2 separate regions of the Mus musculus genome follow, and region 1 is linked to region 2. Evidence: chromatin loops called from intact Hi-C (ENCODE). Cell type or tissue: heart. All regions are shown on one strand. Links, peaks and the distances in the headings refer to the core of each region. The heading gives the core; the rest is flanking DNA.

Region 1 (12,388 bases), core at 4,305-6,804, 700 kb before region 2:
ATTGTAACATTCTATAAAATATATGTATTCCGGATATGGCACACACACTCTCTCTTTCTTCTCCTATTGGAGAAACAATTTTCAAATTACTCCCTAGAGACTGGTACCTAGGCCCTGGGTACCGTGACATCTGTATTTGACTCTGCCCATGTGATGCATCCACAGAGAGTGGCTCTGGAGAAAATGGCCTTGGCCAGGCCACAAGCTATCTGTGCTTGACTTCTTGCTCAGAGGGAAGTAGCCATTCTGACGGGGCCATGTGAGGTCCTTCTGTGATCCCTCTAGAGTTGGTGTATAGCTCGGTGGGGTGCTTCAGGGTAGGTAAGAACTACCTCCCCATTCACCCCCTGCTTTGTGGAAGCCTCCTTCTCTCTAGAAGTGACCCATGGTTGCTGGTCCTGTGGAGATGTCCCTCAGCAGTGGCTGGAGTCTGGGATCTGGGCTTTAGCTTGCCTTTCTGTGAAGTTCTGTGCTATCTGTGAGTGGGAAGGTTAGAGGCATGAAGCTGGGCAGATCTGGGTTTAGGCTTTTCTCAAGATAGGAGCACCTGATAATTCTCACCAAACTTGAGAGAAATGAAACCTAATAAGAAAATGAATACTTTTCTTGACCTATTAAACCAATTTGGTGGCAGTTGGAACTAAGGGTACCTTAGACATGTTGTCTATTGCTGTTACAAACACCATGACCATAGCAACTTGGGAAGGACAATGTTTATTTGGCTTCCATATCACAGTCTATCATCAAGTAAATCAGGGCAGCAAGTCACAGAAGGAACCCAGAGGTAGGAACCGAAGCAGAAGCCATGGACACATAGGCTTGTTCCTAGTGGCTTGTTTAGACAGCTTTCTTACACTGTCCAGGACATCTGCCCATAGGTGACACCACCCCACCCACGGTGAGCTCACTAGTTGCATTATAAATCCATCAAGGGATTGATGCAAACAGTCAAGTTACACAGGATCTCATCCTCTCAGGGAAGTTCCCACCAATGTCTCCAGAGGTGAGGTCCATAAATCTCACAGGCCCTTCTCAGTCCAGTCAGGCTGATCTCCAAGATTCAACATTGATGTCAACGCTTGTACTTCGGAAGACCTGTTCCATAGCTTTTTTTGAGGTTAAACAAACAAACAAACAAACAAACAAAAAACCACCAAAAGTTGACATTTGTCAGCCTTGTGTGGACTAACCTCAGAGACGCTATAAAATACCCGACCTTTGAACATTACAGTAAAACAAGCAGAAGTCACAGTCACAGAGAAAATTGTCAGTGTTTGCACAGGAGGGTGCATTATGCTCAGGTAAGGCTGCCAGCGTGGAAACTGTGGAGATCAGAGACCAGAGGTGGCTCTCCCTCCCGATGTGGTGTAAGGGAATACGTGACAAGCACAGAGAAGAAGTACAGGTATATCCAGGCAAGTAGACCCCAGGTCCTCGGGAGATGTCATCAGCAGATACCTTTTTCTGAGATTACCAGAATCATCCTGGCAGGAAAAATCCCCCCACCCCCAGCCCCCAGAGATGCAGGAAGACCAGCCTGCCTGGCACACAGTGAGGATGGAGGGTGTGGTGCAGGTGAGTCAGCGTGCCACACACTTTGGCTTGTTTGAGATGTTTGGGGCATTACTGCAATAAACCCAAGGCTGTTCTTTATGATGCTAAGAATCCTTGACTTAAAATCTAACCTTCCAACGCAGTCTTAAGTGCCCAATAGATACAGGTAAAGTGTTGTACAGCAAATTTTTAAAACTCCCTATCTACTGATGAATAATTCCCCTCCCTCCCTCAGCCACTGACAGTCACTGTTCTTTTTGCTTCTCTGATTCTCATGGCCTTTGCTAGTCCCTTTAAGTGAGACCTGTGGTTGGCTTATCTCTGGTAGCATGGTGCCTTCCAGGCTCATCCATACAGTCACTTGTAAGAGTTTCATCTTTTAGCCAGGCGTGGTGGCGCATGCCTTTAATCCCAGCACTCGGGAGGCAGAGGCAGGCGGATTTCTGAGTTCGAGGCCAGCCTGGTCTATAAAGTGAGTTCCAGGACAGCCAGGGCTACACAGAGAAACCCCCGACTTGAGGGAAAAAAAAAAGAGTTTCATCTTCTTTAAAGATTCAGTCATATTCTAGTCTGTGGATGTGCCAGCATTAAAGGGCAAATCAGAGAGAGACAAAACAGACCGCCCTGCCAGGTGTGGCAGGAGAGTGGTGATATGGACAGACATCAGGCTAACATGAAAGAAGCTGTTTGACAAGACTGGAAACCCTTCTCCATGTGGGCTATGTGTAACAGAGAGCTCATGTACTATATAAATGACAGCTAAAGACCATTGACCCTTTGGGCAGCATTTTTTATTTTTGAGGGTACACCTTTCTTCCAATTTGCTAGCTTTCGCTCATTCTTGAAGCACCCTTTTCCTTGTTAATAAACTATATTTTATCTTACCACATGACTCAGGTAAAATGTTTTGGCTTGAACCACAAGAGTCAAGAAATCTTAGTGGATCCCGCCCACCTCAACTCTATCAGTACGTAACACCTGTATTCAGACCTTTGGAATGAGCCCCTTGAGCCTGGGCTCGGGTTCCTGGAACTGTTATGTTCATTCCACCCCCTACATCCCCACTGAAGCCAGTGTGACTCATATTTTCTCTGAGTGGTGGCTAAAAACATCCTGATAGGAACAGTGGAAAATCTGATTGGATTTGCTGTGTTCAGAATCACACAGTTAAATATCAGAGCCATGAGCTCCCTCTGATTTCTGTATCTGGCCTGCTTCTACTCCTTGCTTGGAGGTCTTGGGTGACTTGTTGACCAGTTCTGCTGGGACAGCTTCTATCCCCTTCAGTTCAGTTTGCACCAAAGAGGAGTTTCTGCAGAGGTTCGAGTACTTTATTCTGTCGTTCTACAGCTCAGAGTGGGAGCAGCTGGCACCATGGGCCAGGCACCATCAAGACAGATGGCTGCCCGGCTGGAGACTCTCCATCTAGAGACAGTCCTGTTTAAGGAGTTTCCCCTCCTCCCTCCTCCCTCCTCCCTCCTCCCTTCTCCCTCCTCCCTCCTCCCTCCTCCCTCCTCCCTCCTGCTGTGCTCCCTTTGGTTTGGTCTCCTGGTGTTTCTTTCATGAAGGCTGTTCAAGTTTTTTTGGGAGGTTTAGTGAAGCTGTAAGGCTGTGTGAGATGATATATTTGAGGCAGCTTTGTTTATGGGAATTCTCTGGCCAGGTTGGAAGTCTATGGGTCGGTCTGTATCGTATGGCTAAGTGAGTCACAGTGATGGTCTGCATGATGCTTGTGGGGTCTGTGGCAGTCAATTGTTAAAGTAAATCACTAACCCCAATAAGGTTATGTATGCAAAAACCATACAATTCAGTTACAATATTTATAAGCCGCACACCTAGATTGGGCAAATATACCACTACACTACTCTATTCCCCAGCTATGAGATCCCTTGCTACTGTGGCTTCTCCAGGCCATGTGGTTCTGCTCCATCTTCCTTCCACCCCCTCTTTCTCTGTCATCCTCGTCCCTACTCTTTTCCCACTCCCTAAAACCTCCAGCCCCACCTTTCCCTTCCACTGCCGAATAACAGGCTCTAGCCTTTATTTGACCAGTTAAAATGGGGAGAAGGTTCGAGAAATCACCTGAGTACATGGTCCATGCCTCATCGGGGGCGGCCCCTCTTGAGGAAGCAGAATTAACATCAAAATACAAACAGCGCCAGTGCAATCCACAACATTCAGTGGCCCCAACAATGCCATACAAATCAGTGTGCAGTATTAAGCCATTTTCTGCCGCTTGCTCACAGATGCTACACGTTTTGTTGATGACTTTAGTCCTCAGTGTGACTCCATCCTACCTTCATCTCCAGCCTCTGCAGAGCTCACCAATTTCTACTGCCACCAAGGCCCTTGTGTGCAGTGCAGGCTGCTCTGGTCTTAACCAGGTCCAGGTGCAGCAAAAGCCGCACCTCTGCCAGCCTTTCCCAGTGCTGTCAGCACAGGACAGGCGACAGCTCACCCAGCTCCTGGGTTTGCTGCTATACAGGTAGACTGGGGTTTTGTACCTGCTGGATTCATCCGACATAGAGAAGTCCACCTCGTATTTGTAAGCCTGCCTTGTACTGTCTCAGTATGCAGGTTGTTAAGTTTGGGAATATATCCCTGGCCTTTGGGTCTATGCCTCATCCATCTTTCACTGGGGAGACAGTTGACCCTGGCTTTTCAAATTCTATTAGCTCATAATCTATGGCTTATCGTGGAAACCGATTCCTACAGCATTTAAGTTTAAGTTTTATATAATTGAAGGACGATGTGAACTTAATGAGAAGTCAGATTCTGGACTTGCTTCGTGCTTGATTTTGATGTGGTGCACTGGCAGTTCAGACTGGAGGTTTTTATTTATTGATTGATTTATTTTTTTGGACAGGCATCAGTTGATTGTGAAGTACCTCCTGAAGGAAAACCACGAGAACAGGGTGGTGTAGGCAAGTGCCCCTCCTGAGCCTCTTTAAGGAGGTGCAGCCACAGCTGCCTGGTTTTCCCCAGGGTACACTCTGTATCATGGGCTTGCCAGAATAGGGTTTGTTCTGGTTGTATTAGAGTTATGAGAAAGGACCATCAAGGAAAAGGCCTAACTTTTTTTTTTTCCAGTTAGGTCTTTCAATATCTGGCTAAGGGGCCACCCATCAAGAAGGCAGGACCACTCCGAGGAAAGTGAGCTCACTATAAGCCGTGCCAAAAAGACAGGTGGAATAACTATCTCTATATCAAGATACTTTTCCTTCCCAGAGTTCTTGTGGGTCTTCCCCAGGACAGGCTTACAGTCCTGCCACTTACTGCTTGCTGCTGCGTCTCCCCCTTCCCCTCTCCCTTCCCCTCCCCCCTCCTCCTCCCCTCTTCCTCTTCCTCCTCCTCCTCCTCTTCCTTCTTCTTCTTCCTCTTCTTCTGATAAGCTCTCACTGCGTAGCCCTAGCTGACCTGAAACTCACTATGTAGACCAGGCTGCCCTCAAACTCACAGCCATCAGCCTTCCTCTGCTTCTTGAGTGCTGGGATCAAAGACATGAGAGCCACATCAGCCAGGGCTTTTCTTTTAAGCTAATGAAATTTTCCTTGCGTTTCTCTGTGAGGCTGTCCTTTTATTAGTAAGAATGTGAACCCCAGGAAAAGGCCCTGTGTTTCCTTGTATCGGCTGAAACATCTTCTTTCCTGAGAGAGTGAGAGGTGCATGCTGTTGAGAAGTTTCTCGTGTAGAACTGCAATGTTCTTAGAGTCCACGAAGTCCCTTAGCTAGGCAGCTCCTGACTCCTGTACCCTTGTGTGGTGTAGGCTATACATCCAGAACAAGCACTACAGGAATGTGATGATTCAGCAATCAAAATAAAGCGAAAGTTGACTTTGTTGCTAGCTAGCCCAGCTCCCACAGGACACCTACACTTATTAGCAGTGGGTAAACTAGCCCAGTGATGACTTGGTGACCTACCCGGATGATCATGAGGTAAAGTAGCCTAGTGACCATGATATACCCTAGCCTGGTGACTGATCTACTCTCCTTGAGGTGAACTTTCATCTCATCCATTGAAATTTGTGAAAATGCCCCCCCACCCTGCAGTAACTCTATCCTGGCACCAGGTGGTGCTATATGCAGTCAGGAGTGATGTACATAAAGGACACTTTGCATTCCTCAGTTTCTTTTTGTAATTTTCATTGCTGTATTAGAAAAGACTCCGAAAGAATGACTAAATAATTATACTGGACGCGGACTGAGCTTTCTCTGTGAATGCCCCCCTTGACTTTGTTCCTCTCATCAGTACCCATTCCCCCACCCTCACCCCCTTCCCAGCAGATGACTCTGTGATGGGGACTGTGCAGTCATGAAAATGACAAATGTAATGAGTTTTCCGAAGATTCCAGAGAATTCTAGTGGAGTGCTAAATGTAAAAGTGAGCCAGGCTACTTGTCCCTTAGGTTGGTGGATGGGGCTGCAAATTATTTCTGTCTTTTCCTTTTCAGTTTTCTAGGTGCACAGAAATTCTCTAAAAGGACAATTCAAGTGTCTTTCAGGACCTGTTTCCTGAGAGTCCCAGCTGTACTGTCCTTCTGGCCACCAAGAGCCCTGACTTTCTCTCCTACAATATGAGAGTCACACCTGGCTGTGGTGTGTGTTTGCTATCGCATGTTTCTCTACTTTTAAAATAGTACTTTATTTTAGGTTTTTTTGGGGGGGAGAGGGGAGGGTTTACAGTATGAAAGAGAGCCCCATAGTTCTCTTCTTGTGAGCTCATATTAAAGGCTCACACGTTGGATTGGTGGGTTGTACATCAGTCTGTTTTTAACCCTTGGCACAGAGAAAGGGAACCACCAGGATCGAGCCAGGCAGAGGCTGTGGTCTTGATGGTGCCAGATATTAGCACGTCTAGAATGACAAGACTTGAGTCTCTTCTCCAAAGGCAGGTCAGGGGACTTTACACCTTGCATTATTCTGGGTTCTTGCCTGTGACATTTCAATGTCTGCGTAACCAACTAAGCATGCTCAGAGGGTGCACTTGTGCTTCAAGCCCCCAGTGGAGCTGACCGCTATCATATTAGCTTCTGGACTACAGTGTGATCTACTAACTGTCGGCCAAAGCCTGGCTGGGTTGGTGCAGAAACTTCACCATCATAGCAGCTGGCCAAAGCCTCCACTGCAGGGGTCTTCCTAATGGCGCTCCCACATCTGGCTGCTATGGATGAACTGGCCCATGCGACCATAGCTGCTTTTTTTAATTCCTTGTTTGACCTTCATCCATGGGCATCTTGGGCTCTAGAGCATTCCTCAACAGCTGGCATCAGCTACATTCGTTCTTTATATATGCTATTTGTTTAATGATAGCCAGAGACACAGTAAGAACAGAAGCTCTTCAATTACTCCTTTTTGGCAGTGACAGACATCATCTGTTTCTTGCATGATGCACCATCCACTAGGTGCCCTAGCTGATGTGTTATAATTGCAGCCTTTAAGAGCAAGAAAATATGAGCAGGCGGTTTCTGAGAAAGAGGCCTCACTTATCTCCCTTACCGAATCCCCTTACAACTTAGAGAGGTCAACAAACTTGTTATTGTAGTTATTATACTTCCACGTGGGCAGAAGTTAATAAATCAAGAATGAATGGCACCTGTGTTTGGCCTCTCTGTGTCCATGCTGGGGTATGTTGACTGTCTAGATAGAGCACACCTGGGCCATGTGTTAACAAGTTGTCTGGATTATCAAGTTGGAATCTGTGCATGGGACATGCTGATCTGCATGGTCAAAGATGCCGTGATCTGTTGGCTTCCTTCCCCACTCCAAAACCTAATAGAAAGATTTCTCTTCTTCCTTATCTAAGCTGCTTCTTCCTTATCTATGGAGTGGAACTGTGAGATGCACTTGGGAGGAGACCTGGGAGGGGATTTGTGAAAATTAAGCAAAATAATACATGCAAGCCAATAAGCAGAGCAGAATCTGGAGCACACTAGTCAAGATTTTATTCTAGCGTTGGCACAAAGAGTACTATCACCTGTTTGTCTCTTATCCAGAAAGTGCCTGAGAAGGGCAGCTGTTTTCTACATTGAGGAATATCTTGGTTTAATTGAGTTCTCAGTAAGAAATGCCATTCAGTATTCATTTGATGAGTGGTATGACATTCAGGGCTTATCAGAGAGTTCTTAAGAGCAGTGCAATCCTGAGGGTTTCCGTGTTTCAGTCACAGAGTCACACAGGTGCCCAGAGAGGATGGGGCTTGTGTTACCCACCACAGGAAGCAGGTAGAGGACAGAGTGCACAGTTCCTAAGATCCATGTGGCTGCACCAGGCACTGCCCAAACCCCAGCAGTCTCTAGGGAACAGAGCATGTGGATTATGGTTTCTATCTCTCTAATTATACCGGTTTTATTGTTTGTTTTCCAAACGATGTCATGGATACAGTTTATTCTTGACTCAAGCCTATTTCTTTTGTTACTGTAAAAAGTGACAATGTTGGAGGGTTTTGCATTTAGAAGGCCACTGACCACATGCTTCCTGTTCCTTGACATTCTGGGCTGGCCGTTGTCCTAAATGTGAGGAAGTGGCTCATGTCCAGGAGACCGGTTTGTTCCCAGAAGGAACCCAACATGCCTCCTTGGTTGCTTTGTATTGGAGCATGGCTTTGGACCTTTGGGGATTCTTCATCTCTGCTCAAAGATGGGTCAAATATTAGCAGGTGCACGCAGTGCCTGGGTTGTCTGTCTGGGTTGGCTCACCCCAGGAACATCACTGTGACCAAGGCTCAGGGAGCACCTTCTAGCAGCCATCTCTAACATCACTGTGGCTGTGTTCCATCATGCCAGGTGTGTATTTCACAAGGAGAAGAGAGTTTTCATCCTCCCTCCTCATTTCTGTCTTCTTTTGATTTTACTTTAAGACTGGCAAGACGTTGTGTGTGTATCTGACATGGGTTCCTGGAAGCATTTGGACACTTCCTTCTCACTCCCATGTTCAGATTTATAATTCAGATACTCAGATGGCACTTGGAAGCCACTGCTGGTAGATTGTGTCTGTACTTCTCAGCGTGCTTATTCCAGTTCTATTCAATCTGTGCTGACCAGAGAGCCCAGGGCCCCACATTTCCTTTTCAAAGACGGAGGAGATCTTTGTAGCTTGTATGCCTCTTGTTTGCCTATCTTTGTGCTTGATCTGTGCTGCTGTGTAGTTCAGCTCTGCCGTTGTGTTTGGTTCTCAGAGATGAGCCTTTAAACCTATAACATTAATAAACTCCAACAAAATTGCCTTTTATTGATGTATTTCAGCAGATAGTCGTTAGAGAGTGGAATTTAGTAAAGAAATCCTTGGAGGAAGTCCCCATTACCCTTGTGGGACACTGACCATCAACAAACCCACAAACCCACATCCTCAGCTTTGGCTTCAGCCTCCACAAGTCACATATCTACAACAGAGGGAGCTTCCGGGAACTGAGGACCAAGATATGCTTCACTTAGTTTGTGAACATGTGTTTGGAGGCCACAAATGTGGCCCATATGTGTGGAGGTCATAATACAACTTGTGGGGGTTGGTTCTTCTCCTCCATGTGGGTCCTGGGCTCTGAACTCAAGAACTCAGGTTTAGCGGAAAAGCATTTGCCCACTGGCCATTCATTTAGATTTTTTTCTTTTTAATCCATACCTCAGGCTAATAAGATCATTTATCATCTCAAAGGTATTGGTGAACATGTGCATCGTATAAGTGTTTCTTCACTGCTTTCTAATATTTTTATGTGCATGCATATGCTTATGTAAGTACCCGTGGAGGTCAGAGGTCAACCTTGGGTGTCTTGTTTACTTCTCCCCACCTGATTTGTTTGGGATAGAGTCTCTCGATGAACCTAAAAAAATTCACCAGTTGGCCCAATGAGCTGGCCAGCAAGCCACTGGGATGCTCTTGTCTGCCTCCCAGTGCTGGGACCGTGCGTGTGTGTGTGTGTGTGTGTGTGTGTGTGTGTGTGTGTGTGTGAGGCTGGCAGCTGTGGCTCTGATCTCAGGTCCTTCTGCTTGTGCAGCAAGCATGTTACCATTGACCATCTCCCTGGCCTCCATCTCTGCTTTTAAATACAAACAATTTAAACCCCTGTATAGTGCCTTTGAGTCAAGCAAATGCCCCACCCACTCACCCACCAAGCCTCCAAGTAGTGCCTAACTCAGGAGGTGACACATCTGTGGTTCCCTTTATCCAACTTCATTTCACTTCTATTTTCATGGAAACCACGATGTTGTTTTCATGTTTCAGATCAAACATGTTTTTGAGCAGAGAGTACATTAGCCAGCTGCCTTGAGAGCCATTACTAATCACTGTTAAAATTTCATTCAAGGCTTCTGTTACTTTCCTTCCTTTCCATCTATTTTTGAAGCATATCACAAGAAAGCCACTTTTTGACTTATCTCTCTCAGAGACACTACAAAAGGAAAACAACAGCAGCAGCAACAACAGCAGCAACGACACACAGAAAACAGAGCTTTAGATGTTGCTCTGCCAATGCATTTTGCATAAATAATCCAATGTTGCACATCACTTTCTGTTTGAAAATCTAGTGTGTATTAGTCCAATTTAAGAATAAATTTGAAAACTCCAAGAAACAGCACACATCTTATATTTCTTAATAGCGTGGGCCTCAACCCAACAGGTTCTATTCTTTGAGGCCTGAGAACAGGCAGTAGTTAAAGGTACACATGATATGCATGGCTTACCAATAACCTACATGGTTGATGACTGTGTTGCCAGCTTTGCCACTAGAACAAACACTGAGGCACTTGACCTATAAGAAGAGGGATTCTGTCTCCCAGTTTTGGATGTTCAGCCACGATCCACTCACTTGCCACATTGTTTTGGCCCTGTGGCAATCCATCCTGGTGCAAACATGCGGATATGGTTTGTATATGTTTGGCCTAGGGCATGGCACTATTAGAAGGTGTGGCCCTGTTGGAGTAGATGTGGCCTTGTTGCAGTAGGTGTGTCATTGTGGGTGTGGGCTTTAAGATTCTCATGCTAGCTGCCTGGAAGTCATTATTCTGCTAGCAGCTTTCAGATAAAGATATAGAACTCTCAGCTCCTTCTACACAATGCCTGCCTGGATGCTGCTACGTTCCCTGCCTTGATGATAATGGACTGAACCTCTGAACCTGTAAGCTAGCCCCAATTAAATGTTGTTCTTATAAGAGTTGCCTTGGTCATGGTGTCTGTTCACAGCAGTAAGTCACTAAGACATATGTGCAAAGCAGAAAACTAATCTTGTGGTCAAAAAGCCAAACAAGGCCACACATGGTGGTACGGACCCATAATTCTTGTACTCAGGCGGCCGAGGCAGGAGAATCATGCGTTCTAGGTTATCCTGGGCCATTCAGTTGTGATTCATTCTCTCTCTCTCTCTCTCTCTCTCTCTCTCACACACACACACACACACACACAAATAAGCAAAAGGAAGCTAGAGAAGAAAGAACCAGGGTCCACTGTCCCTTGCAAGGACTCATTCCTGGTTGTCTGAGGTTCTTCTGGACTCCACTTCTTAAAGGTTACACCAGTCATTAGCCTGTGGACCTTGAGAGGACATCCAGGATTCAAACCACTAAAGTAGATAAAATTGGGATATTTTTTGTTCTGATTCTTGAGATGATGGAGATAAGGATAATCCCTCCAGAAATAAACTTGAATTTATCATCACTACCAATGTCATTACAGCAATGCGTGTCCCTATTTTCAGAAAGGCAGCTTCCTAGGATAATGTCTAATGAAGAGGCAAGGAATGTGTACTGTCCTGGTTGACAAAGTCTCTGACTCAGGAAAAAAGAAAAGTATTCTAGCCAAGTGTGACTCTTAACACTTCCAAGGAGAGAAGATGGCGGGCAACACATCTAAGCAAGACCCAGTAGGCAAAGAATTAAGAATCTGTGAGCACTTGGGAGGCAGAGGCAGGTGGATTTCTGAGTTTGAGGCCAGCTTGGTCTACAGAGTGAGTTCCAGGACAGCCAGGGCTACACAGAGAAACCCTGTCTCCAAAAACAAAAAACAAAAAACAAAAAAAACAAAACAAAACAAAAACCAACCAACCAAACAAACAAAAGAATCTGTGAGCTGAGTGAGGCCCCTTTTCTCTAGTCTCCACTGCTACTAGAGCGTCTGTCCCCATGTGTTGGGGGAAGGGTTTGCTTTTAGACCCAGGAGAGGACAGCTAACTACCTGCTGGAGCAAATGGGGAAAACAGCTGGGCTAGAAAGAGAGGATGCCTGCCTAGATCCTGGTCCCAGACCTCAGTTTCAGACACTAATATGACAGAGACCCACTATCACATACATGCAGGTTTGGAGATGCTGCTACCAAGTCACCTAAGATAGACTCTTGACAGGTGTTTGTGAGCTAGTTAGTACAGCAGCAGTAAGTAGCTTGTATCTGACTTGCTCATGAAATGGGTTTCACACCTGTCTACCTGCCTTTGAGCCAGCACTCATCCAGTAGTGATGTATAAGCCTCACAGATGTTGGAACAGCATCTGTATTCTCAGAAGTCATGGGTGGCAAATGGTAGTGATATGCAGGAACTGGTTAAGTGGACTGTTTGCTCTGAGCACTTGAGGAAGATTCAGCATCAATCCTAGATGGCAACTGTGAGCGATCTGACCCTCTAGCATGGAGTGGGAGGGAAAAGCTGTGCAGGCTGATGCCCATCTCATGGGGATAATGACTAGGAAGGAGCTCACTTGTGCTCTTTGATAACAAACTTCTTGTGAGGATGTATGTTTGAGTCCTCTTGTAATATCCAAAATGAATTCAAGACCATCCAGTATCTTCCTCCTTCGAAAAGGACCTTCCAAACTGTACTAGCAGGTCAAGTGCAGAGCCAGGTAAGGAAGCTGGCT
Region 2 (12,388 bases), core at 6,165-8,664:
TCCTTTAAAAAAGGCTCAGAGCTGTCAAACAAAAAGTTCACCCAAGGTAGGAGAACTCTCAGCACTACTTGGAAAGAAACCCTCCATATCCCTGCTCTGGGTGGTGGTGCATACCTTTAATCCCAGCAGAGGCAAGCAGAGCCATGAGTTTGAGATCAGAGCAAGTTCCACGACAGTGTAGCCAGGGCTACACAAAGAAATTCTGCTTCAAAACAACAAACAAACAAACAAAACAAACAAACAACAACCCCGCCCCCCAAAAAAGGGAAGCGATGGTTCAAGAATTCCTGGAGGTGGGGATATTGCAGGCTAAGGATTCCAGCTTTTGCAGAAATAGCTGAGCCCCTCTATTCTGCCACTGTGGGAGTCCAGTCTTTGAAGTGGACTGAAACAGAGGAATAAGCTTTCCTGGAACTATTCTAACCTAACCTGAGCCCCAGCTTGGCAATGCCAGATGCCTCTCTTAATGGTTCCACCTCTTCATCCATGAGACTCAAAACACTGCAAAGGGCCTTTTGACTCAGGTGCTAGGACCCTGACAGAGGCCTATAGCACATCTTTCCTATTTGCATTCCATAGCTACTATTAATACAGGAATATGGGAAGCTGACAAGCTTACCCTAGGCTAGGACCTGACTTTAAGCTCCCCATGGTGTGGAAACCCTCCTAACAGAGACAAATGGTATCACTCAATATCAGTCTGTTGCTTGATCTGTCCCACCTCACCTTTAGTGTTGTAGAGTCTCAACCCTGCAACACCAGTTGCTGATGACAACCGTGAGGTCCCCCTCTATAACTGTGAGGACATATCTCAGGCCAGTCACCCAGACCTCCAGGACACTCCCCTGCCTGAGGCAGAGTCCTATTGACTGCTAAAGGGAAAACATATGTTTAAAACAATGGAAATTGCTTCCCTTGAAGAGATCTGACTTCCCAAGGGGTGACCATTAACCATTGCAAGGGGCACCAAACAACCAACACACCTAAAGAAAATCAGAAGGCACTTCTGGCTGTCTGGCAAGCAGCAGAAATGCCTGTCTTAACCACTGCTTCTCCTGATCTCAGCTCCTCCCCAGCCCATCTATTCTTAGGAAAAAGAAAGGTCCCTCCCAGTATGCAAAATAGAATGTAACTGGATGGTAAATATTGCCAGAGTCAAGAATTATCCTCCCCGTAGCCCTCAGATGCCTTTCATGCATCAACTGCACCAGATCAGCCAACTGGGGGCCACCAGACTGACGGAGTTACTATCTCCCAGGTACTAGATTCCTCATCTCTGAGAGATGGCCACCAAGACCTCTCAATGTCTGCCCTACATACACAGGTCAAACAGAAGGCAAGAGGCAAAAGGACTCCTCACTCATAAATCCTCCTTGCTGGTTCTAAGTGTCTGTTGGTGTCTGTGGGCACCTTCCCAGGATAGACACCTTTGCTCCCCAAAGGGAGAATGTTCTTACAGCAGTCAAGATTCTTTACATGTGAGTATTTCTGAGTTCAGGCTGCCCCTTCAAGTGGATCAGATAATGAACCTGCCTTCATTTAGTCCGCAGTTAATTAGGTCTAACATGTACCACAGAAGCCCCACTGAGCCTTCTCACCTCAGAGCTCTGGGCAGGCTGAACACATCAACTAGAGTATTAAGTCCACCCTCACTAAATTAACTTTGGAAACTGGTGAAAAATAGCCCAAACTTGTATTTACCCCTCTCTCTTCTTAGGACAATATGTACCCCTTACAAGATTCACCCTTCCCCTCCCTTGAGATCACGTTTGGAAGGCCACCTCTTTGTTGCCCATTTAAGAGACCCTATCATTGAGGACATCACTAATCAGATTCTTTTAAAGTATCACCAGTCTCTCCAACAAGTCCAGACTACAGCCCGTTCTAGGGTCAGAGTCGCCCATCTAGTTCCCTCCTCCGTACTCTCTCAATCATCCCAATCCAGGACCAAGTGTATATCAAGAAGTTTCAGAAAGAAGAACAGACAGCTGTCTGGGAAGACACTGTGGTCCTGACAGTGCCAATTGCTATCAATTGCTATCAAGGTTGACAGTGTCTCCGTCTACATTCATCACTCCTCTGCCAAGCCTGTTCCAGACCAGGGCTAGAAAGGGGCCATCTCACCTGGGCCAGAGCCATGCAGGCTCAGGCTCTCTCATAAATAAGACCCCTGGTTGGTTATGTTTCCCCATTTACTGCTTCTTGAAGTACTGGTCTCACAGTTAGACAGGAACTTGGTTTGCCTTACCAGTCTCACCTGCTGTATGATCTCAGAACATTCAGCTTTCTGTGTGGTGGTACATATACCCCCCAAGTGTATTATTATTCAGGACCAGAGAGGGCCTATTTTCTACTCCCCTTTGAGTCGCCCTGCTGGTGGTACAGGAGAGCTGGCCCTCCCCTCATTCTAGTGATGGTAGGAATGGGGGTGTCAGGGACAGCTGCCTTGAGTACTATGGTTTCCAGTCAGAAGAGAAATGGGCCTACAACAGATAAGTCATCAGCTAGATACAGACATTAGACACCTTCAATTCTCCCTCAGGATGCACAAGCCGAGGTAGAATCTCTAACAAAAGAAGCTCTCTGCAACTTTGCTTCATGTCCCAGGAAAGACTTTGTATTAACACTGGGAGAAACCTATCACTTCTTTAATAACAAGTCAGAAGTTATAAAAAAAACTTTACAAAAAGTTTAAAATAATATAAATTAAGAAGTGCAAAATAACAAACAAACAATAAACCGGGAGGAGTCTGGCTGGAACAATGGCTTAGTGATTAAGAGTGCCTGCTACTCTTTCAGAGGACCAACATTCAATTCCCAGCACCTACCTGGCAGCTCACAATTGTCTAACTCCTGTTCCAAGGTATCTGGCACCCTCACACAGACATACAAAGGCAAAACACTAATGCACATAAAATATAAAAATCATTAAAAATAAAACAAGAGCAGGAATCAAATAATTTCTGGTACCATGAAATATTTGATTAAAATCCAAGGCTCACAACCCTCCCCACTGGGCTGGCTGACCCCTGACTCCTCCTTCTTATAGGACTTGCTGTGGAGAGTTGTATAATAAATTCCCTCTTGAGTTCTTCAAACAAAGAACTGCCTTCATTAAGCTAAAGATCCCCAAGACTCAGTATTTATCCTTTAGCCAAAATCAAAGATTTGAAAGTAACTAAAGAACTGGAGAAATGCCTAGAGTAACATCATCCTGATGGTGTTTTGCTGGGGCAAGCACGGGAGGGAACATTTCATTAAAGTGGACACAGGTGTGAAAGGTTAAGGTTGCCTCATAAAGGAATGATTCGCTGAAGCAGACACAGGAGAGAGGATGTTTTACTAAAGCAAGCATGTGAAAGGACACATGATGAAAGATTCTTTGATAATGACACACATTCATTGGTCTATCTTACATTGCATAGCTGAACTACATGTGTCAGAGAGAAATGCACCAAAAAACCTCTAGTGGTGTACTACAGTTTCTTACCACTTCCTCAGACTCAGGCTGATTGGATGCACATGCTGAGGTAAGACATGTGCTGAGAGGCAAGGCACATAAAGGACACATGATGTTTGGAGAGTATAAATAGGATGAGAGAGGGGGGAGAGGGAGAGGGAGAGGGAGAAGACGGGATGCTAGGCTTGCTGATAGAGCTAGCTGTGCAATGCTTCTGGGTCTCAAGTCCTCGCTGATCTTTGCTTTGCGGAGAGAGGCACAACTGAGAACTTCTCCTGGTGTTCCTTCTGGTCCCTCCTGCTGACTCGTGCCATGGCTAAGGACTGGCTGTCTCTACCAGGTCGTGCCATCACTGCTGATTCCTGTTGGTTATCCCAACTTTGCCGACCTGGATTACTGGAGTATCCATAAAGTGTTTGAGAGTTTATCAAGCTGCCACTGCCTGCTACCCTGTGAACTGAACTGCTGATTTCCAAAGAACCTTTCTAAACATATCCACTTCCCCCATATCCTTTCTTCCTCACTACCTCTGGTAGGTGGTGGGCTACAAGAAAGGTTAAAGCATTTAAAAACCATCATTAAAAATAATATTTTTAAAAAATTAAAGTTACACAATCCCTTCTCAGTCTTCCACCACCAACAATCACATTCACCTTGACGACACTCTGGGACAGTCTGTGACCTTGACCATGGTGGTCCAAACGTGTTACGTTTTATCTGGAACATACCACTGAGCCTTTTAAAGAAAGCAGATGTTCTTAGGCAACTCTAAATTCCTTGCTAATATAACACACACATCCCATTACTGAGGTGCTTAAGGTTTAGTCTTATAACAGGGTATACATCAGAGCTTGGTTATAAAGATGTTTTCCAGAGGTGTGAGACTGCTCCTGGTCTGGCCATTAATAAAGGACTCAAAACTTTCAATTGGCTTAATCAGTGTGATTATCAGGAGCTATCTCCTCTGGGTCACTTCATAAGAACAAATGACACTAATAAATAGTTAACCCAATCAACAATAGACATTAAAAACCTTCCAACCCAGTTGCTTTGCTCTGAGGACACAAGGACGGCTGAACATCCACATTCAGTAAAAGTGACCAAGCATGTAAATAGCATCAATGATAAATACCACAATTATCTCAGTAGATACAGAAAAGGCCTCTGACAAAATCCAGCACTATTTCATGATGAAGAACCCCGAAAGGACTTAAGACTGGAAGGATCATACCTCAGTGTAACAGGCTGCGTATAAGAAACCCAAAGCAAACATGATCTCCACTGGAGAAAACCTGAAAAGATTTCTTTTAAGGTGAGACATGAGGCAAGGATGCCAGCTCTCTTCACTCTTACTTAAGACACTACTTGGATTCTGTATTGGAGCAGGAAGATGTAAGTAATAGAACAGACACAAATAGAGGGGCTGGGGAGATGGCTCAGTAGTTAAGGGCATGGGCTACTTCAGAGGACCCAGTCCATATTCCCAGCACCAACATGGTGGCTCACAACTGTCTGTAACTCCAGTTCCAGGGGATGAAACATCTGGCCTCCACAGGCTCCAGGCATACACATGGTATACACAAATACTCATACCACAAACATAAATTTTTTTAAAAAAGAACTCTTTTAAGGAGACACAAAAATAGGAAAGAAAGTCAGCTACCTTCACCACCACACTACTAACACAGGTCACAAAGAGAAAAGGAGATGTCAAGTAGGCCCTGCTTGTAGAAGTGATCCTGTACTTAAAATGCCCGGAAGACTCCATTAAAAACTTGTAGATCTAAGAAACACTCAGCAAAGAAGCAGGACACATTTTTTTTTTAAGTAGCTTTTCTGTGGAACCATGAAAGGCAGCCTGTTTTCTGGTTGAGCTGGGTTCAAATCTAGCAGACCCAACAGATTAATCTGCAAGGAACAGAAGGCCTGTTTGCCATGCTCCCAGACATAGGCTCCTGACACAAGGACCCAGCTCCATAATTCTGTGGCCATCAGTCAAGTAGGCTGTCTGGACTCCACTTCCACAGTTACCTGGCAATAGCCAGGCATGCTCCTCCCCACAGTTACCTGGCAACAACAAGGTAGCCCAGCCCACTATAAAAGGGGCTGCTTGGCCCCTCCTCTCTCGCTTGTCTCTTCTCTCTCTCTCTCTCTCTCTCTCTTTCTCTTACTCTCACCTTTCACCCTCCTTCTCTCCCCCCAACCTCCACCTCTCTCCACATGGCCATGTCCGGCTTCTACTTCTCTACTCTTCTCCCTCTCTCTGCCTTTCTACAATAAACACCTTGAAACCATGGACCGTCTCTTCTCATCAGGATCCACCAGGCTGGAGCAATGGAGCAGGTTTCCCTCTAATGAGCCACGTGTCTAACCTCAGCCAACCCAAGTCACCCGCCAAGCTAGCAGCCTGAGCTAGCCAGACTCTTGCCTGCCCAGAAACCACCCAATGCCTTCCCCCCTGACCCTTCTCACTTAGGCCCCAGGGATGATCAAGCTGCCCCCAGGGCGCCCACTTTGTTCTCAGCTCTTCCTGGACATCTAGTGGTGCCTGAGATGTCCAAGACTGAGAACCTGTTATCTCTAGCCTCTGTGAGACCCAGAAACCCTGAAGCCAGCTCTTCCACGGGTACCCAGTGGTCTGTGGTGCATGGGAGTCTGGGTTGAGACTGTGCCTTCCCCATCCCCTGGAGCAGGGTCTGGCAGCAGTACTGCTGGGCCCCGTGGCTGTCTCCCATGTCTGCCCATCCAGTCTCCCCAGCTCTGGTGGGATGTAGGTCCCCCCAACCTTATTTCCTCATGCCCAGCACCCAACACTTTTCTATTCATCAGTGACAAACTCACTGAAAAAGGAACACATTAAGTCCACAAAACCCCCAAAACTACTAAATAAAATACCTAGGAATAAACCTAACAATAGAGATGTTACACAGTCATTTCCTGTTAATTAGAACATTCCATACAGGAGGGAAAAGCTCCTTAAGGCTCAGCAAGTAAACAAAACTGGCAAAACTCAGAATTGACAGCTCACAAATCTCAGGAAGGTCATGAAATGTATGAGTCACGAACCTCTCTCAACTCATATAAGCTGTGATAGCTACTGAGAAGAAGAGGCTCTTCTGCTGTCCTGCTGCCTGCAAATCGTTCGTGGGAGTCCAGTTATGGAGCTCTCCTGAGTTGTTATCAGTGCCTTTCCTTGGTACAACTGCCTTTGAGTCCTTTGGTGGGCTCTTGTAAGTGAAACAATTCCATGAGACTAACAGTTCTCCTGTCTCCCACCATTCTTCTAGAATGAAATTGGGTAGATAGTAATGAATGTTCAACACAGGAGAAATTTATAATTCATGATTAACAACTTTAGAAAGGAAAAATAGCTCATGATAGGAAAGTGGCAGTTTATGAAACAGAACATTTTTGAACACTGCTAGTAAGTAAGAGGATGCTATCCAAGGGATGTTAGAAGTGTTACTGGCCCAAGAAGCTTTGCATCTCTGAAGGGCTTGGCTCCTATTCAACAAATCAGAAAGGAAAGATAAAACAAACAAACAAACAACAACAAAATGGGAATCAAATGTGCAGGTGAGCAAAACACAAATCACTGTTTGTTATGAGTGTGGGAAAGGAGATGACCCGTCATTCACCACTGTCTTTGGCATTCTCTGATGTGCCACTTGTAGGGTCATGATACTGAGTAGTGACTGCTGGATGCAAAGCTCCCACTCCTCACTAAAATTACCAAGGGGACAGGATAAGGGCTGTCATCCTCTCAACCTGCAACTCCATGTTAACTCAATTCATTTGAGCATAAAGGAAGACTCACCAATTTACTTCTGTATGAATATGTGCAAATTTTCATGTGGGTGCACACAAATATTCAAATGGGTATGTGCTTTGGTGTGAGCATACATGTGAGTGCATATGAATACACATGCATTGTGCACATGTATGTGTGTGTGTGCAAGTACCTGTATGTGAGCATGCATGATTGTGTGAGCATGTATGTGAACTGTTTGTGCATACGTATGTTTCTATATGTGAGCGCGGGTACTAGTGTGTGCAGACACACACATGTGAGCATGCTTGTGTGAGTGAATCTTCAGAAGCATGCAGTGATCTGTGCAGTTGTTTTCTTTTGTGGAGGCTCCCTCTTGTGACCACTGAAAAGGTTGCGGCATGAAACTGCTCTGGGAAGAGATTTTGTTTTTCTTTGTGAAGCACTTAGATTCTCGGTGTAGAATAAAAATTGTCACTAAGCTACATAGACAAATGAGGGATTTCTCCTGAAATGTTTTATCTGTGTCTGGATAGCTGGTTTGGAGGTTAGGGGCACTTACTGTTCATTCTACCAGAGAAACAGATCCAGATACCAGCACCCATGTTAGTCGCCACACATTTTAAAAAATAATAAAGCAAATTTGAGGCCAGTCCAGGCAACACAAAACCTCACTTCAAAAAGTAAAGTATTCATTCAGGACTGGGCTGGTGAGATGTCTCAGCCAGTGAAGAGCCTTCCCTGCCACACAAACCTGCCAACATGGATTCGATCCCCAGAACTCACACGAGTGTAGACAGCAGCTCAGGCTGGTCTCAAAATCACCATCCTCCAGCTCAGCATCCCAGGCACATCTATGCCTGGCTCCTCATATTAGAGTTTAGAAAGCACATTAAAATGTTCAGCTTCTCTAACCTGATTTCATGGTGCATGTCTTTATCCCAGTACTCAGAAAGTAGAGGCAGGCTTATCTTTCCCACCTATGTATACTACATATGGAAATTCAGGCCAGAAAGAGATACACAGTGAGACCTTGTCTCAGAAAAAAGAATTAACAGGAGTAGGAGAAAGAGGAGAGAAGGAGGAGGAGGAAGAGGAGAGAGGAGGAGGAGAAAGAGAAGGAGGAGGAAAAGAAAGACTCTTTGCTCTTCACACATCAGTTACCCACAGTAACACATCTCATAATGTGTTTGTAAGCTGTAATTTCATGTTTAAATGTAGATGAGGTAGTTTATCTTTAAAATGTCCAATTATAGATGCCACTGAGAAAACTGGGATGGCTGTGATGTTCTTACAGTATTCTAAGTCTTTGAATAATGAAAGCACTGCATCTAATGTAGAGCACTTGGTTTTGAAATTGTTCTTGGGATCTGGCTAGAGCTGGTCATGGGCTTTCATCTGGACACACTCTTCCCCTCATCTAACTCTTCTTTAGTGGTGGGGAGTTGCTATAAGAGAGATCAGATTTGGGGTTTGTTCAGCATTGGTAGCAGATGTTCATGGGTCACCACTGGATTTCCTCAGAGAATTTCTTAACTCTTCATTCCTTAGGAGCATTGGCAAGCTGGAAGGATGGCTCAGTGGATAAAGTGCCTACTGTGCAAGTATAAGGACCTGAGTCTGCATCCCTGAAAACTGAGTAAAAGGAAAAGCACAGGCATGGTACCAGGTGCCTGTAACCCTAGCACTGGGGGACAGAGAAGGGCAGATCCAGGGACCTTACTGGTTAGCCAGTTTCTCCAAAGTTTTACCCAAAGTTTAGTGAGAGACTGTCTCAAAAAGTGAGGTGGATATGGGCAAGAGAAGGGAGATACCCAATGTCAACCTCTGCCTCTGCTGAGGCAAGCACAGGTGCACACATATGCACACTCGGGCTTACACACAGGTGCACACACAGGTGTCTATACAGGTGTACACACACAGTTGTATACACAACTTCACACAGGTGTATACACAGGTGCACACAGAGGTGCACACACATGTAGGAATGCACACACACAGAGCATACCTATTGGATTTGTTGCTGTAGCATTTATCTTATAGTGTTCATTTTATTTACTGTGTCACCTAAATTGTTACAGAATAAAAATCAAGTTTTCTCAGAAGGCTTACTCCTAAAGCCTACATTCATATTATCAAGTTTTCAATGCATATTCCATGTTGCTTCTCTAACTCAATCTTGCTCTTGAATAACTAGTTTTGTGGTGTGCTTCTGTAACTGTAGAGGGCAGTCATTTAAATGTCTTTGTCAGGAGGATTTTGCTAATTCTCATATAAAGACACAGAATGTTTTAGAAGACTTCCCCTTGTAACTTCCTGGTTTCTGTATGTATGTACAGGTATATATTACCAACTGGGAGTTTTTTCCTGTTCTGTGCTGAGGTGGCCTTCCTGGGAGTTCATAGCAAAAGTTGGGGGCTGAGGAGGAAGAGATTTAGGAGAAAGGAAAAGAAAAAAAAAACCTTAAGTCCTACAAAGGAAGGGAAATCCATGGCTCAGCTGCAGATGAGGCCCTAACAATGGCTGGGTATGAAAATTTACCATAATCAGGGAATGTTCAGCACCAGAGCTGCTGGCATCGGGAAAAACTTTTAAAACAAACACTGGACAAGTCTGTCTTATTCTGGCTCCTGGGTCGACTCAGAACATGTGGATGGATAGGATCCGTCTGAGCGCTGTGGGAACAGAGAAGTTGAGCAATTTCCCAACCCTCCTGGAGAGAAAGGCTGTTTAACCTAAGAGAATGAGTGGAAGAATCAGTTCCTGTCAGCACAGCTCCTGAGCCATTAGGGACTTTTGTCTACAACCAGCTGAGCTCTCCGTAAGCATCAAGGATGGCAAACAATACGTGAGGAAAGGAGTTGCTGGCGGAAGCAGGTGTAGGAGAGGCCATGTTTGATGCTCTGTTCACGGGGCCCAGTAAGGATGTGTTTGCAGGAGGGTTAAGGAAAGAAAAGACTTATGGCTGGAGGGATGATTCAGAAAGCAAAAGCACTTGCTACTTTCACAGAGGGCACAAGTTTTTCCAGCACCCATTTGGTAGCTCATGACTACCCGTAACTCCAATTTCAGGGGATCTGACACCCTTTGCCCATTGTCTCAGTAGATCACCCCATGCTATGAGAAGGGATAAAGCATGAAGTTGGAAAGATGGCAGAGAGAGTTGAAGGGAGAGACTAGGAGGTAGGTAAGATGAGATACATTGTGTATGTGGGTAGAATTTCCAGATAATAATTGAAAATTAAATACCAAGAACCAAGCCAACCAATAAATAAATTGAACAAACGAACTGACTGCAATTCTCAATGTATGAAGCAAAAATGGACGATGAATAGTTGTAAATGTGTTTGGCAGCCTTAGCAGCAGGGAGCTGCTTTGGGAGTCTGCCTCACTACAGTCAGAATGCCTCTCATCAAGGAAACAAAAGACATCAGATGCTGGAGAGGATGTGAGCAGAGAAGAGATCTGATATGCAGTTAGTAGGAGAAGGTACTGGTGCAGCCACTGCAGAAGGTAGTGTGATTTCTCAAACACACACACACACACACACACACACACACACACACACACACACACCTAAAATTGGAGTTAGAGAGCAGAGGACCCAAGTTCAATTCTCAGCACCCACACAGTATCTGAAACATCTGTAACTCCAGTCTCAGAGGATCTACTGCCCTCTGTTGGCCACAGCAGGAACTGCTTGCATGTGTTACTTGGACAGACATGCAGACAGAAGACCTATATATGTAAAATAAAAATTTGAAAAGATTAAAAAATTTTAAACTCAAACTAGAATGATTTACCCAAAGAACTCTAAGCCTGCTTACCACAAGAGACACCTGCACATCTGTGTGTATTGCTGTACATTTCCTAAGAGCCAGGAAGTCTAACCAGCCTAGAAGCCCATCAGCACACAAATGGATAAAGAAAATGTGACAATAGATGTATAAGGATTGTACCCAGCTGTAAAGAAAGTTAAATCATGACATTTGCAAGAATACAGATGGGATTTAGATCATTGTGTGAAGAGAAGTAAGCCAGACTCAAGCAAATACCATGTTTTCTTTCAAGTAGACTCTAGACTAAAATGGGGTAGGGGATGCCTGTCATAAAACCAGAAAGGGGATCTGGTGGATGGGATGGAGGAGAGGGGAGGGTGATGAAGTGGGTGTCGTGAAGGCAGATGGGAGGAAGAGGATCAGGAAGATAGGTGGAGGGATGAGGGAGGACAGCGGGGGCAGGGAGCACATCAAGGCATGAGGGAGGACAGCGGTGGTGGGGAGCACATCAAGGTCTAAGCATGATGACTTATATATCAAGTCACAAAACGTATCCCTTTGTATGATGGCTTAAAAAAATAATAAAAGGCAACTGCAGTTCCAAACCCTCATCAACGATCAAGCACCATGCTCTCCCTGCTGATTAGCCAAGGGCTGGGGACTGCCGCCTGAGGTGTGTCTGTTTTATGATGCTGACAGCCCTGCCGGGGGAAGTATGAATTAATAACAATCCAGAAAACAAAATTTTGATATCGAGACTTTAAAATATTCATATCCTTTAAGCCTCTAACTCCGTGTAAAATTAAACACTGGCAACATCCCACATATGTGAAATAAGGAACCAGGTTTTGCAGAGCACTACACGCCTTGTAGCTGATTAGACTCATGCTTATATGACTACCCTAGGGTGTCCTAGTTACAGATACTATCGCTGTGATGAAACTTCATGGTCAAAAGCAAGCCGGGGAGGCAAGGGTTTATTTGGCCTATGCTTCCATATCTATAGCCCGTCACTGAAGGAAGACAGGAATTTAAACTGAGTGGGAACCTGGCATTAGGAACATAACGAGGCCACCTAGGAGTGCTGCTTACTGGCCTATTCATCATGGCTTGCTCAGTCTGCTTTCTTATAGAACCCAGAACTGCCATCCCAGGGAAGGCAGTTGCTGGTGAAGAAAATATCCTACAGCTAGATCTTAAGGAGGCATTCCCTCAATTGGAGCTCTCTCCTTTCAGTTGTCTCCACCTTGTGCCAAATGACATAAAACTATATGACACACAGGGTGATCTGCACATGTAGGGAAGTGGCCTTGGGAGGTGCCATGGGGGTAACTAACTGTTCCCTCTAGCATAAGGTGGAGTTACAGGAGGATGGTTCTC

What was found. A loop is a pair of places that touch in the nucleus more often than their neighbours do. Peaks named below come from ENCODE experiments on the same cell type or tissue, not always from the same donor. Only the 100,000 strongest peaks of a DNase experiment are listed, where the experiment ranks them.
Region 1: it touches region 2 in a loop (10-fold over the local background); 11 of 42 quality-filtered maps call a loop at or near these places.

What each region holds. Positions count from the first base shown.
Region 1 is chr12:116,620,256-116,632,643 of GRCm38, forward strand. All of the region lies in intron 2 of Ptprn2 (protein tyrosine phosphatase, receptor type, N polypeptide 2), which reads left to right. Among named protein-coding and RNA genes, the nearest start is that of Gm31336, 130 kb to the right of the region's middle. In heart, for the core only: a CTCF peak has its summit at 5,613 (motif pointing right); no DNase peak of the experiment used is centred there.
Region 2 is chr12:117,319,700-117,332,087 of GRCm38, forward strand. All of the region lies in intron 1 of Gm5441 (predicted gene 5441), which reads right to left. Among named protein-coding and RNA genes, the nearest start is that of Gm5441, 11 kb to the right of the region's middle. In heart, for the core only: a CTCF peak has its summit at 7,664; no DNase peak of the experiment used is centred there.